3 separate regions of the Homo sapiens genome follow, and all the other regions are linked to region 1. A link is a contact called in ENCODE Hi-C or POLR2A ChIA-PET data. All regions are on one chromosome and are shown on one strand. The core of a region is the stretch at or near the end of the contact, and the rest is flanking DNA. Distances in the headings are between cores, read along the strand shown. Region 1 holds the start of ERCC5 (ERCC excision repair 5, endonuclease). Region 2 holds the start of DOCK9-DT (DOCK9 divergent transcript). Region 3 holds the start of CLYBL (citramalyl-CoA lyase).

The links. A loop is a pair of places that touch in the nucleus more often than their neighbours do. ChIA-PET counts read pairs that join two places held with the same protein, here RNA polymerase II (POLR2A). Pooled maps may share reads with other maps.
Region 2: a loop to region 1 is called in a map of CD8-positive, alpha-beta T cell, with 6 times the contacts of the local background. The contact joins the promoter of DOCK9-DT here to the promoter of ERCC5 in region 1. A Hi-C loop is called at or near these places in 2 of 168 maps with a recorded cell type or tissue (CD8-positive, alpha-beta T cell and naive thymus-derived CD4-positive, alpha-beta T cell) and 7 of 50 pooled maps.
Region 3: a loop to region 1 is called in a pooled map, with 9 times the contacts of the local background. The contact joins the promoter of CLYBL here to the promoter of ERCC5 in region 1. A Hi-C loop is called at or near these places in 1 of 37 single-sample maps with no recorded cell type and 8 of 50 pooled maps. POLR2A ChIA-PET finds 5 or more read pairs at or near these places in 2 of 52 experiments (CD4-positive, alpha-beta T cell and activated T-cell).

The regions. Positions count from the first base shown.
Region 1 is chr13:102,843,926-102,848,869 of GRCh38, reverse strand. It overlaps ERCC5 (ERCC excision repair 5, endonuclease), which reads right to left and starts at 2,838. Exons shown (of 15, transcript NM_000123.4): 1 at 2,516-2,838. The coding sequence starts at 2,603. The region is part of intron 9 of BIVM-ERCC5 (BIVM-ERCC5 readthrough); the gene reads right to left. RefSeq lists a silencer at 2,050-2,099 and enhancers at 2,261-3,083, 2,450-3,239, 3,450-3,499, 3,084-3,908.
Region 2 is chr13:99,084,688-99,089,631 of GRCh38, reverse strand. It overlaps DOCK9-DT (DOCK9 divergent transcript), which reads right to left and starts at 2,909. Exons shown (of 1, transcript NR_047482.1): 1 at 1,007-2,909. It also overlaps a transcript of DOCK9 not described here. RefSeq lists enhancers at 1,224-1,783, 2,346-2,907 and silencers at 1,788-2,017, 2,598-2,657, 2,748-3,057, 3,098-3,577.
Region 3 is chr13:99,603,872-99,608,815 of GRCh38, reverse strand. CLYBL (citramalyl-CoA lyase) reads right to left here and starts at 2,126. Exons shown (of 9, transcript NM_206808.5): 1 at 2,059-2,126. The coding sequence starts at 2,120. LOC105370332 (a long non-coding RNA gene) reads left to right here and starts at 2,967. Exons shown (of 3, transcript XR_931674.3): 1 at 2,967-3,054. RefSeq lists a silencer at 1,786-2,345 and enhancers at 2,067-2,361, 2,284-3,263.

The sequences.
Region 1 (4,944 bases), core at 1,589-4,088:
AATGCCAATTCTCAGCTAGGGTTGAGAATTTTGGCTTGAATTCTTAGAGATGAAATATGTAAAATTAGACGACCTGAAAATATTCACATAAATTGTTAGACAAGAAATATGAAAAATGAGACAATCTGAAAATATTTGTATAATTTGACTTGTCTAATTTCAGTAAGTTTATATACGCAAAATTAAATTTCTGCGGACAGAAAAGTTAAAATCTGCAGCAAAGCCAAAAATCACTTTCGGTATAAGACCCAAAGACCAATAACATTTCAATACAAAAAATAAGTTTCTTTAGTTCTTTAGTTAGGTGACTTAAAAATCTCCATTAGTATACATAGCCTAAAGAGATGGTAATATCTTGCTAATACACTTAAACGCATATTACAAACATTAAAATCTATAAGAGACAAAAGTTTAACTTACTTCTGCATTATTTGACACAGACATTTAGACTGTATAAATAAGACACTAAGCTATATAGATGGTTTAAAGACCAAACAATTTAGTATAGAGATACAAGAGTAAATTATGAAACTAGTATAATAACGGGTAAGTTTGTCATTAACAAACAATACAATAAAATCTAAATAATTTCAGGTGTCTGAATTCCCGTGAAAATGAAATAAAGCAAAACCGATTGTAGAACAAGTAATCAGATATACTCCTTTGACATAAACGAGTTTATTATAAATATATGAGGTTGTCATGACTAGAATGTCTTTCACAGTCCTTTTTATTTATTTATTCAGAGACAGACATGAACACGGCTCATTGCAGCCTTGACCGCCTGGGCCCAAGCAATCTTCCTGCCTCAGCCTTCCGTGTAGCTGGGACCAAAGGTGCAGGCCACCACGTCCAGCTAATTTTTTGACTGTGTGTAGACAGGGGTTCACTATGTTGCCCAGGCTGGTCTTGAACTCCTGGGCTCAAATGATCCTCCTGCCTTGACCTCCCAAAGTGCTGGGATGACAGGCGTAAGCCACTGAGCCTGGCCACAGTCCTCTTTAGTAATTCTTCACAAGGGCTGCTACATAAAATGATCTAAATCTTTGCTGAAGTTTTAAGGGTTCTTGTCACTGAAAACTAACCTTTACCCTTTATTTCTGAGAAAATCTTTAGACTGCAATGATACTAAGCAACAGCTTGAGGGCAGCAACAGCGCATGTGCTCTAAAAAACAAAAAACAAAACAAAACAAAACAAAAATCCTTTGGCTTTCCCCAATTCAAAGTACCCTGTATAAAAACTTTTAAGCCAAAAATCAATTACAGATTTATTTAAAGATTATTCACTTGCAAAAAATGATAATCTCATTATGTTTTAAAACTTATCAATGTCGTTTTATTTATAAGTTTTGTACCTACTGAAGAATTAGGGCTCCACAGTCAGGGATTCCTTTGCTGAACGCCCACACACTCTTGCACTCCATTTCCCGTCCCCAATCCCCCCGCAATCATTTACAGGACTCTTTCCACAAGCCCACGAGCCCCTAGACTCATAGATCCCCATTTAGGAAATTGGTGTAAGGTATCACCAGATTCTGAGCCAGAATAGATACTCAAAAAAAAAAAAAAAATGACTACATAACAAAGAAAAAGATAAAAATTTCAAAAGCAGTATCACGTTTTGCTAATGAAAAAAGAATTTAATTCCAATGACAAACAAAACCAGCCAAACATGTACAGAAACAATAGTCCTTAAAAAGTCAATTTAAAAAATGGGTAAAACACCTGTCCACACTATCCTTCCTCTAAGAAACATAAATGGGGCAAGACTCAAGCAAAACTAATCGTCGAAGTCTACTCTGCTCTCCTTACTGACCTCCCGGACAGGATAATAACTTTAAGATTTACTGTATTAATCGCACTAAACTTCTCTCATGTAGGCAATTTCTTTATTCCTCATTCCAATCCTGTGTGTAGATACTATCACCACCTCTACTTTGCAGATGAGAGAACTAAGGCAGAGAGGAACATAAAGCACTGCCACAAAGTGACAAACCAGGATGCACAGGCCGCTAAGACTGCAAAGCTGGGGAAAGCAGACAGGGCGGCCCGCCTCATCACCCGATTCCGCAATCAACCTACCACGGATCAAAAATATTTGCGATGGAAAAAAATAAATAAATAAAACATACCAATAAAAACTACAAAAAATTTTAAAATACAGTATAACAACTATTTACAGATCACTTACATTGCATTCGGCATTACAAGTAAGCTAGAAACGATTTAAAAGATTACGGAAGTGGGTAGTTTATATGCAAATACCACGCCATTATATAAGGGAGTTGAAGGAACTTGAACATCGTGGTATACGGAGGAGGGGCTGGAACCAAAGCCCCGGGGATACCGAGGGACGACTGTACTTAGAAAACCTAGTGACAGAGATTCTATAGCGACCCCGACCCCGACCCAAGACCATCATCCTGCAGATGCCACTGTGCCCAAGGCAGAGCCCCGCGAGGAATCCAGCCCCGAATCCCTGCACCCCAAGTCCCAACGCGGCGTTAAGGATACCAACAGCCAGGATCTTCCCTTCCAGCGCTTCGGGGCTGACCTGCCGCCCGGAGCACTCCAGCAGCTTCCAGAGCCCCTGGACCCCCATGAGGCGGCTGCGTCCTAAGAGCGGACCCCGACAACTTCTACTCTAATTCTTCTACGACGGACTGCACCGCCGCCTAGGACCCCGGGAGGAAGCCCTCCCTGCTCCTACACAACAAAGATGGCAAATAATACAGAAGCCACGGTTTTCCAGTGGGGGACGGCACTAATGGGAGCGCATTAAAGCGGAGAGACTCTGGCTGCAACACGTCTCAGCAGCTGTCACCGCCTCCCGGAAGAAAGACAGGTCCAGAGAATGGCCGTTGGCGGGGAGGGGCAGGGCCTCGCCTCGCCCAGCGCTTAGGCCCAAACGTCTGCGCCGCTAATGGAAGACCGGGGTGCAAGGGCCACGCAGGCGACGGAAACAGCCAGAAGATGTCCCTGCGACACCTCCCGCCTTCGCTGGTGGGTCCGCAAACCCATGAAAAATGGGCCCGCTCGGTTTCCGTCTAATACGACGCGCAGGGCGGAAGCTCCGCCTCCGCACATGACGTATATTTTCTGCGCTTGCAGCACTCCGGAAGTGAGAAGTTTAGCGCCAGTGGTGATGCCTTGGTGGTTACTTGCTTCCGTCACGCTGGCATCCTGAAGGCGTTAAGCATTAAAACAATGTGCAAAAGCGCCTTCTTGGTGGAGTAACGGGCTTTTGTTTTTGTTTGAGACAGGGTCTCACGCTGTCGCCCATACTGGAGTCCAGTGGCGCATTCTTAGCTCACTGCAGCCTGGAACTCCTGCTGCCCGAGCTCAAGCAACTTTCCCATCTCAGCCTCTCAAGTAGCTGGGACCGCAGGTGCGCACCACTATGCTTGGCGAATTATTTTTGTAGAAATGAGGTCTCCCTGTGTTGCCCAGGCTGGGAACTATTTTCTACACGCTTTTTTAGTATCGGTTTCTACCTTTGCGCCGCCGTGTGTGAAGATACTTAACACAAAGTGTTGTTTTACACGTGAAGAGACAACCAAAAGGTGGATGCCTTCTTGGTTTTGTACTATTTATTTATATGCTAGCACGTAGTAACTAAAGAATAATAAAATTTAAAGCCTGTGAAAATGTTAGGGTCCCAAAATTACTAAGCAAAAGGGAAAAGTCAAGCTGGGAACTGCTCAGGGCAAAACCTGCCTCCCATTCTAGTCAGTCATCCTTCTGCTCACTGAGATAGATGCATATTCTGATTGTCTCCTTTGGAAAGGCTTATCAGAAACTCGTATGCAGCCTTTTGTCTCTCATCTACCTGTGACCTAGAAGCCCTTCCTGCTTCCGAGTTGTCCCCACCTTTCTGGAAGGAACCAGTGTACTTACATATGTTGATTGATGTCTCCTGTCTCCCTAAAATGTATAAAACCAATCTGTGCCCCAACCACCTTGGGCACATGTCATCTGGACTTCCTGGGGCTGTGTCACAGCTGCGCGTCCTTAACGTTGGCAAAATAAACTTTCTAAATTAACTGAGACCTGTCCCAAATTTTGGGGGTTCACAAGCCTTAATCCTTGACATATAGTTTAGTTTTCTTCAGCATCTAAAAGTTATAATGCCGCGGCTTGTAGATCAGAAAGGACTAGAAATCAATTAACAGAGTAACCCCAGAAAAGGCCACAGCTCTGGAACCCTCAGGCCAAGATTCAAATCCCCGCATCGTGCCTCACTATGGTGTTTAGCATCCCTGAAGTCACAGTTGTTCAGAATTTGTGTCTCCATCAGTAATCAGGGCATAAAACCAACCTTGCAGACTTCAGTAAGTATTCAAGGTGTTACATGCAACGCACTTAGCACTAGTAACTATAAAGGATAGTATTAGCATCCATATTTGTTCAAATTGGAACGAAATTTAAACTCAGTGAAAAGGCTGACTTAAGGGAGCAGGCAATTTTTTAAAGACTTCTTTATAACAGAAGTATACGGGAAATTGATTTTTTTTATTTTTTTATTTTTTATTTTTTTGACAGGGTCTCACTCTGTCGCCCAGGCTAGAGTGCAGTAGTGCAGTCTCAGCTTACTGCAACTTCCACCTCTCAGGCTCAAGTGATGCTCTTGCCTCAGCCTCCCGAGTAGTTGAGATTACAGGCCCCCACCACCACGCCCTGATTTTTTTTTTTTTGAGACAGGGTCTTGCTTTGTTGCCCAAACTGGTCTCAAACAATCCTCCTGCCTCAGTCTCCCAAAGTGCTGGAGTTACAGACATGAGCCACCGTGCTCCGTGGAGAAATCCATTTTTAGCAAAACCACTTCTATGCTCAATAAGATGGTTCACAGTGGCCATGTTTGGTTGACCTAGTCACATCTAATTTGCTACAGGAATAATCCTGACAAAGTGTTTTTTGCATTTCCTCCATATGTAAAGTAATCC
Region 2 (4,944 bases), core at 1,660-4,159, 3.8 Mb after region 1:
ACCTTAAGTTGGTTACATGTGCAAAGACCTATTTCCAATAAGGCCACATTCACAGGTACTGGGTTTGGAACTTCAATATATCTTTTGGGGGACTACAATTCAACCCAGAACAGTAGGGACCAAGTTTCTGCTGAAACTTTAACACTAGGAATGTCCCATTTGTTATCAACAGCACTTCACCAGGAAGAAGAGGCTCCACTCTGGGTTGCTGGGTCCATCTTCCTGGGCTTAGTTCACGTTTCCATGCCGCCTTGTCTGTCAGAACCTGTGCTTGGTTAGACATTGCCAGTGACTACTGTTGGCACATTGTCTGTTGTTCTCTGCTTCCTAAATGAAAATCTGCCAATTCTAGAATATACTGAATCAGCAAGTAAGTACAGAATTTAGGAGTGGTAGAGATATGGATAAAATTGGTAGGTTTGGGGAATTCTTCACTTTCCAGATATACATATATTTAAATAAAATTTATGGTAGGTCATTGTCTTGGACTGAGCTCCTGAACTAGGCCCCAACAGACCAGACTAAAATGAAGCCACTGTGTTAGGTGCCACGTAACTAAACAGAGATTTTAAAAAACAGGAAAATCCCCAAAAGGGCCAGTTTTCCAAAAACCAGGAGATTCACAGCAACCAGTCAAACGGGGCCCAGTCAGCCTGAGCCAGCTAAGGCAGCCCCCTCTGCTTTAACCCATAAAGGAGAGTAACCTGAAGTTACCCGATGTGCTTTCGGCACTATGCTTTTCCCTTGTTCCTGCTTAAGTTACCTTAACAAAACCCAGCTGTTCTTCCATTCCCACAAGAGCTCCCGTCTATTTTGTAGTCAGAATGCTGCCTGGTTCATGCATTGCTAATAGAAGCCAATTAGATCTTTAAAACCATTTGTTGAAATTTTGTTCTTTAGACTACACACACACACACACACACACACACACACACACACTCTACTGTAATCATATAGCTCTTAAAAAAAGAAAAGAAAAAAGAATATAAAACCCTACAACCTTAGGTGCTTTTGTTGTTGTTTTTAATTTAAAAAGACAAAATTGTTCGCCTTGTATAGAAGTAGATACAGCTTAGAGAGCCAAGGTAACAAGAGGGGAAAAGTTTGTGTTGTCTGGTACTTTTGAGGGAGTCAGAAGCCTAAAGGGAGGCTCTAACTCATGATTCTCAGAAGACAACTGTTGTCAACAGTTCAAATGAGAACTGAACGGCCACACTCCTGCAGCTGAAAGGAGTCAATGCGAGCTGAGTTGCTCTCACCGAACAGAGTGCGTTCCCCGGGGAGGCAGGGAAAGGCCGGCTTGCACCTGCTCTGTCACCCAGCTCCACTCTTAGGACAGAAGAGGTCTGGAAAATGTCTGGGCCATTCCCTCATTTCACGGAGGAGGAAATGGGTTAGTGTGTAATTGTTTTTATCATCACCCTTGTTTTATCTTTCAATCTGCCAGGCTCACTCAATGCTACATCCTGCAGTCCCCACCCACTGGAGAAACAATCCGATCCTGCAAGTAATTATTGAGTGCGGACGGCATACCTCACCTCCAGACCTGCCCATTAAACCCAGAACGGAGGTGTTTTGCTCTCTGCGCTAGATCGGTATTTTCCCCTACCACTTTAAGATTACGCTTCAGGCCAGTGTTAGGCTTTCTGGTGGGGTGGGACGCAACAGGCGGCCTCCTCCACCGCAGCGATGGCGGCTATGAAACCTCTGGGTATTTGGGCGGGAGGCGCGGCAGGTATTCTCCCAAAACTGGGTTTTCAAGACCACCACTCTCTGCGGAGGCCGACCCGGCAGGTAAGGAACTGTCCATCGGAAGGCAACGGGCGTGGCGTGAGCAGCCCGACCAATCAGCAGAGCCGCCGTTCAGTCAGGCTCCCCGCCCGGGGTACCCGCCCAGTCCCCAACCACTGAGCATGCGCCGCGGGCCTGGCGCAAATCCCCGCCTGGCGCGCCCTCTCCGCGGCCCTGTGAGGGTTAGGCTGCGCCGGGCTTCCTCAGAGAGACAGAAACGGAGCCGGGGCGGGAGCGGGCCCTTAGGGACAGGAAAGCGGTTAGGGTATTGGGGGGAAAGTCCCTCACAGGGTGGCTGTCGCTAGCGGCCGCCAGCTCTGCGTCACGGTGGGCTCGCAAGCCGGCGCATCGCAGTTTCCCTGGTACCCCGCCTGGCGGTCCGGCGCGGAGGGGCGGCAGACCGGCTAAATCGGCCCCAGTGAGGGCCGCCGTGTCACCTGAGCCCCTTCCAGGCCGTTGTCCTCAGGTTACAGGCGACATAACCGAGGCTCCGAAGTATTGCCCACGTCCAAGGTGACGCAGCTGGCCGTCCCGGCGGGCCGGAGTCTGGGAGTCTCCCACGCCTGGCCCGGCCCAACCGTCATCGTCCCGCCGCGAGCTCCGTGCCTCCGGGGACTGAACGGTGGGGAGGCCGAGGCGCCACACGAGCGCGCGGCGCCCCGCGCCAGGTTCCGAGCAGGGACGCTCCGTCCAGGTCCGCCTGGCCGGCCGCGGGTTCCGATCGGTGCCACATAAATAAAGGCTACTTTCCTGAGACCTCTGTCCCCGCAGAGGCCCCGGGCGCAGAGGGGGGGCGTGGTGCACCGAGCTCCGACCCTGCCGGTGACTTCGGGGTCCCCTCGAGCGCAGCCGGGCTCCCTGGGCAGGAAACCCTGCTCCGAAACCGCGCATCGTCCAGCCTCGGCTGTGCGCCCTCTTGGTGGCGTGCGCAGTCCCCTCCTCCGGTCTTCGGACGTGCGGCCCGGGGCGGAGGCGGCCCCGACCCCCCACCTTCCCCAGTGAGGGTCCCGCGCGGCACGCCGCCCCTGCCAGTCCGGCCGCCTAGCTCCAGCGCCGGGCCGCGCCGACCTGCCTGGCCCGCCGTCCCGCCGCGGCGGCCCCTCCTCCGCCGTCCGGGCGCCCCGCCCCGCCCGCGCCGCGCCGGACACCCCGCCCCGAGGAGGCGGCCCGGCGAGTGGTCGCCGAGGGAGGCTGGTGGCATGGGGGAGCCGCCGCCGCCACACGCACGGTCGCCCGGAGCGAGCCCGGGCGCTGCTGCGATCGCGGGGGGCCGCGGACGCCGAGGGGGGCGCCTTGGGGCGTGACACGGTGCAGAGGGCGCGGCCTGGGCTGCGGCGGCCGGACTCGCGGCGAGCAGCGGGGGGAGCAGGCGGCGGCGGCGCCGGGAGCGGCGGGCGGAGCGGGCCGGGCGCCGAGGGCGCACCTGGCGGCCGCGCGGCCGGGCCGGGCCGCGGGAGCAGGCGGAGGCGGAGGCGGCGGGGGCAGGAGGATGTCGCAGCCGCCGCTGCTCCCCGCCTCGGCGGAGACTCGGAAGTTCACCCGGGCGCTGAGTAAGCCGGGCACGGCGGCCGAGCTGCGGCAGAGCGTGTCTGAGGTGGTGCGCGGCTCCGTGCTCCTGGTGAGTGCGGGACGACCGCGGGCCGGGGGAGGATGGCGGGGGCGCAGGCAGCTGCGGGCCCCGGGCCGGGCGCCTCTTAGTCGGCAGGGCTGAGGCAGAGCGGCCGACCCTGCTGGGTCCGCGGAATCAAGAGGTGGGGCCGGCGGGAGGGAGTTGGACAGGGGAGAAGAGAAGGTCCTGGAGGGGCTGCAACTCCCAGACCCCTCCCCGCCACCCAAGATCCTGTCCCCATCGCTGTCCCCTTCCTCCTGGGAAATTTCCGCAGAGTGATGTCGCCCTGTCACTCTTTTCACCCCGCTCTCTCCCAATTTACCTGCTTTCTGTCAACTGGGAAATTACACTCTCCCCCCTCCCCCGCATCCCTCCCCCGTATCCCTCCCCCGGCCTCCCTCTCCTTCCATGTTTTGGAGGGGCGCAGGGGAATTGAGGTGGGGGCTTCCTCATCCAGTCTGCGCTCAGGGTGGGAGATGCCCCTGCTAACCCTTTGAGTTGGCTGAACTCCAGGAGGGAAGGACTTCGGCATCCTCTCCTGCGCCCCCCACCTCCAAGCCGGTATCCTGAAGTTTGGCCGCCTTTTAGGAAGGCTTGGGGGGCATGATGGGAACCCTCGCTAATTTAGTATTGGTGCAAATTCCTGTGACGTTTGGGGGTTCTAAGTAAGCAAAGCCATCAGCCCAAAACGAATCTTCCCGTGGCAGAACGTCTTTAGAGAATAGGCCTCTGGGTGTGAGGAAGATGAAGTTTTCGATTAACTTTTTCACAGCCAGCGCCGGTCCTGCTGTATTTGGAAACGCACTACAACCCGATTCACCTGGATGGTGCGGGAGTGGAGCGACGTTTGAGCAGGAGCGAGCTCTGCAGGGCAGCTGGAAACTTTTAGCAGCTCCTTGCGTTGCCGCCGGCATTTGTTTTCTTGAAACGGGCTTGTTTGTGGGTGGGTGTGACTTGTGTTTGTTGGAACAGTGCAAGAAGATGGGCCTTGGAAGTGGTTGTCTGGGCCCTGTGGGGGATTGTCGGGGCAGAGTGCCGGGCCCCTTAACACAGGGGCGGATGCATCATTTTGGTGGCAGATCGATGCCCTTCCTGGGCAGACACAGAATTGCGTGAATGACGTTTGTGGAGATTGGAGATGAAGCTTCGCTGATTTCTATATCCAGTTTGCTCAGTTTGAATTTTCTCTCGATTGCTAGCTCTGCCAACTCCAAATTTCTCCAACTCCAGTTTGATCCATAGTAAACAAGGATTTAATTTTTCTATTTTAGGGAAGTCGATTAGGTAAGGAGTAGAGCAGGAGTTGGGAATAGACCAGAACCTGGCCATCTCTTCCATAACCAGCTAACTTCTGTGTGGCTTCCTGCATCTTCCTGAGTTTTGCCAGTGCATGTTAAGGATAAAGCCTGCAACTTCTTTGGCATCTTTTCTGTTCTCACACAGAAGTTGGTTCCTTTATCTGGGGCCTGCCGTGGTCATCAGGGATTTGAGGCAGAAGAAGAGTAAATAAAGTGTACCAGTGTGCCATGATTTCCAAAGTGCTG
Region 3 (4,944 bases), core at 877-3,376, 3.2 Mb after region 1:
TAACGTCTGAATTCTCATTAGAATAATGGAGGCAAAAAGACAGTGCGATAATACGCTTTAAAATGCTCAAAGGAAAAAAAATGCCAATCAAGAATCCTATATTCAGCGGGTAGACATGTCGAGAACAGACCAGTGTGCTAAGGCGGGTGAGGAGCACTGAGTTAACCCCCAGCGTACTGGCGTGGGGACTGTGTGCGCTCACTGGACCCGCTACTGAACAGGTCACAGACGCTGGCCCCCTCAAAAGGCGCCAGAAAAGGACCCTTCTGGACCAGCCTGGATACACTGCCTGAGCTGCTCCTCTAGGGCGAGGGGTGACTCCCCTGTGCCAGGGGCAGCGGAGGAAATGGGAAAGTGGGATGCATAAGACTAGGTGGGTCCTCCCATAGGACATGGGTGACTGAAGAGTCACAGTGCAAGAAGACGTAAGAAGTTCAGACCCAGGCCGGGCACGGTGGCTCACGCCTTTAATCCCAACACTTTGGGAGGCCGAGGCAGGTGGATCACCCGAGGTCAGGAGCTCCAGACCAGCCTGGCCAACATGGTGAAACCTCGTCTCTATTAAAAATACAAAAATTAGCCGGGCATGGTGGCGGACGCCCTGTAATCCCAACTACTCCGGAGGCTGCGGCAGGAGAATCACTTGAATCCGGGAGGCGGAGGTTGCAGTCAGCTGAGATGGCGCCATTGCACTCCAGCCTGGGCGACAAAAGCGAAACTCCATCTCGGAAAAAAAAAAAAAAAAAAAAAAAAAGAAGTTCCAGACCACCAGGCCGGCCATGGTGGCTCACGCCTGTAATCCCAGCACTTTGGGAGGCTGATCCGGGTGGACCCCCTTGAGGTCAGGAGTTCGAGAACAGCCTGGCCAACATGGCGAAACTCTGTCTCTACTAAAAATACAAAAATTAGCCAGGGGTGGTGGTGCACACCTGTAATGCCAGCCACTCAGGAGGCTGAGGCATGAGAATCGCTTGAACCCAGGAGGTGGAGGTTGCAGTAAGCCGAGATTACACCACTGTACTACAGCCTAGGTGACAGACCGAGACTCTGTCTCAAAAAATAAAAATAAATAAATAAAGAAGTTCCAGACCAGGAGCCATACACTTAGTGTTTGAACCAAACTCTCTCATTACTGGTCATAGGGCTTTGAGAATCCTTAACCTTTCTGACCCTGTTTTTTCATCTTTATAAACATGACACCCAACTTCTTCACATGGTGGTCAAGGGAACCAAATGAGACCATGTATGTGCACGTACCTAGGCGATGGGCAAGTGCTAGACCAGCGGTTCTCAAAGTGTGGTCCAAAGACACCTGAGGGGGTCCCTGAGACCCGTTGAGAGGGTCTGCTTGGTCCTCCCTTTCCCAACTAATATCTGCATCTGCATGAGCCCAGAATTTCTTTCAAATATTTCCTTCAAAACAGCTGATATGAGACTCCAGCTGTCCTTTATTAAACCAAAGAAATTTTCAAAAATATAAAAACCATGAGCCAATCTTCTCACTTTTTTTTTGAGAAGTTATGCATTAAAGTGTTATTTGTATTAAAAGTTAATGGGTTTGTTATTAAGTGAATATTTTTTAAATTTCTGGTTTAATTCCTCATGCACAAAAATCAATAGATATAAGCAAAAGCTTTGGGGGGTCCTCAAATTATTTTTAGACGTGTAAACGGGTCCTGAGACCAAACCGTTTGGGAACCGCTGTGTTAAACGAACCGCAGGTGTTCTTCACCAGGCAAGCCGCCTCTCAAAGACTGGCGCGTTCACGTTTGCCATTTGGGGGAGGCAGGCAGTTTTGTTTCCTGGGGCTGAGTCCAGGTAATTCGACCTAAGGTGTGTACCCATTTTCCGGGTGCAACGAGGGCCCTCCCAAAGGGAGGCGCGGGCGGCAGCGACCTTGGACGAGGTCGAGCCAGCGCGTGGGAGGCGCATGGTGCTTCCGTCCGGCTGGGTTCCCGTGAGGGCTTGGGGAGGCCGCGCCCGGCCCGCGGGGCTGCAACAGGAGCCGACCCGCGGCGAGCCGGGCCGGGAAGGCGGGGAACGGGGACCTGCACTCACAGCCTCAGCAGCGCCGCCGCCGCAGCTCCGCGCGCCGCCCTCCGCAGCAGACGTAGCGCCATCTTCCCGACGCGCGCGCCCCGCCCTTTGCCTTTAGCCACGCCCACCCCACATTCCACGCCCCCACGGCGACACCGACCCCCCCCCCGTCCCAGGCCCCGCCTCGCTCTGTCTTCGCCCCGCCCCGTCCCGCCAGCCACACCCCGCCAGCCACGCCCTCCTTCCTCCCAGCACCCGCTCCGCCCCGCGGCGAGTCCCGAGGTCAACTGCCCTCCCGGCCAGGGCTTAGGACCTTCGTCCCCGCTGTCATGGGGGACAGAGCAGAGGATCTGAATGGTTGGGGCCTCTTTGAGGGGCCTCTCTGGTGACCGAATCCAACTCTCTGAGCTTCTGAGTTTTTGAGGCAACTGTTGACAGACTGCGTTTTCCCAGCCAGAAGAGCCAACATTTCTAGGGATTTCTTCGCAGCTTTTGTTGTTAAAATACCGCCTAATACTTTGTGAGCCCCATCATGTGCATATCTTGGTTAGCAATTAATCTAGAGTGGTCAAAGTGCAGGAAGGCTGCATCCTGGAACACACATGCCTGCAATAGGTCAGAGCAGCTGTTGGCACTCTCTGGGCAGGGAAACTGACAGCAGCTCTTTACTCTGCCCCCTGCAGCCGTTCTGCAGCGGTGAGAACGCCGAGGCGTTAAAACAGGCTGGGCCCTGCCCCTGCCTCTTCTTTCACCTTCCCTGATCCAGCCGGCCTCCACCTGCCGACCTTCACCTACCCGGGCCCATGTTACCCCTTAACCATGTCTTTTCCTTGGCACTCGGCATGTTTCTTTTTCAGCTGTGACTCCGTTCCATTCATGCTCTAGACTTAAACCTGAAACCGTTTCTCAGAACCTTCCAGTGGAAGCTGACTTGTGCTCTTGGATGCAAAAAGTGGCCGTTTAAACAAACAAAAGCCTTTTCAGCCAGAGGGGGTTCCAAGATTTGGAAAAGTCCAGGTGACTGGGAACATGGATGCTAAACTTCTGCTGAGCCTAAGAATTATTGTTATATTCGATACCAACAGGGGAGACTGCTCAACCCCTTGGTGCCCTCCCCCAGCTCCCACGCCTGCTCCACCTCAGGCCTCGCCTGTCTACTCCAATTTGGTCACTTTCTTGTCACCACCTTAGTCCCAGCCAGTGCCCGGTCCAGCCATACTGAAGCCTGAGGCAAAGGCAATTTCAGTAACACCAATCCTGTCTTTAATTAAAATTTTGATATTTTGTTCATAATGGGATTTTTCCATTATCTTGGTTTTTAGTTTAGAATATTACTTTTTTTTTTTTTTTGAGACAGTCTTGCTCTGTCGCCCAGGCTGTAGTGCAGTGGCACGATCTCAGCTCACACACTGTAACCTCCACCTCCTAGGCTTGAGTGATTCTCACCCCTCAGCCTCCTGAGTAGCTGGGACTACAGGCAAGTGCCACCACTTCCAACTAATTGTTTTGTATTTTTAGTAGAGATAGGGTTTCACCATGTTGGCTAGGCTGGTCTCGAACTCGTGGCCTCAAGTGATCCATCCGCGTCAGCCTCCCAAAGTGCTGGGCTTACAGGCATGAGCCACCATGCCAGGCCAATATTACTTATCTTTTTTTTTTTTTTTTTTTCTGAGATGGAGTCTCGCTCTGTCGCCCAGGCTGGAGTGCAGTAATTACTGAGACTTCTCCTTAAATTTTGCATCCCAGGCTGGGGCTGCACTCACCTCACTCAAGTCTGATTCTGGACATCATCATCCTTTACCTGGATTATTTCAAAGCCTCCTTGCTCCCATTCTTCCCTCCTACAATCACCCGTTTGCCATAAAACCTGGCTGACCTTTTAAAAGCATGACGCAGCTCCTAGTTCCAGAGTTGACTTGCTGTGTGACTTTGGTCAAGTTTCTTAAGCTCTCTGTTTCCTCATCTATAAAATGGGGGTATAAATACCTCATCACCTCATAGGCTTGTTATAATGATAGACTGAGTTTACATATACATAGAGAGAGACTGCACACTTAAAATCTAAGCAAGTTCTCAGTAGTGTTAACTATTCCTCATTATTATTGTCATTGCATCGCTTCCCTTCTTAAAACCCTTTAGTGGCTTTAGAATAAAATCCGAGTTCTTCCCCATGACCCTTAAAGCCTCACACGGTCTGGCCCCTGCCAGCCTCTCCAATTTATCTCCAGCCCCACTCATCTTCTGTCTGTGTTTTCTAAGTCCACGAGGCTCTCTCCCACCGTGGGGCCTTCACACATGCCGTTCCTCATCCCCAGAATGCTCATGGCTACACCTGCTCATCCTCCAGGACCTTCAGCCTACGTGCCACCTCCTCACAGGGGCCTGTGCTAATAACCTAAAGATCCCCAACGGCGCCCCCACATCTATTTCACTGTCACAGTGCCTGGTCATCTCCACCACAATGTCGATATATGAGTTTGTGAATTTATTAGGTTCATGCCAAAGTAATTGCGGTTTTTGCCATTCAAAGTAATGGCAAGAACAATTTCATCTTATATGTATTGAATACCTGCCAGGTAGGATTCACTGAGCCAGGTGCTGGGAGCACAGCAGTGACAAGACATACAAGGTCCCTGCTCTCAAAAAACTTACAGAATTGAAAATAATGGCAAAACCCACAATTACTTTTGCACCGACCTAATACTTCTTTATTGTGCCTTTCCCCAGCAGTTCTCAGAGGGTGGGGTGGGATGGGATGACTAACCATCTATCAGGTGGGCTTTGGGATGCAGTATTGTTGTTTAGGGGGCAGGGCTAGTGATGTGCTGGGTAGCCACCTTGGGAGAAAGGCTCTTGGTGTCTTGACTTAGAAACACCTTCTGTAGGATGAGAGCATAACTTCTTTGA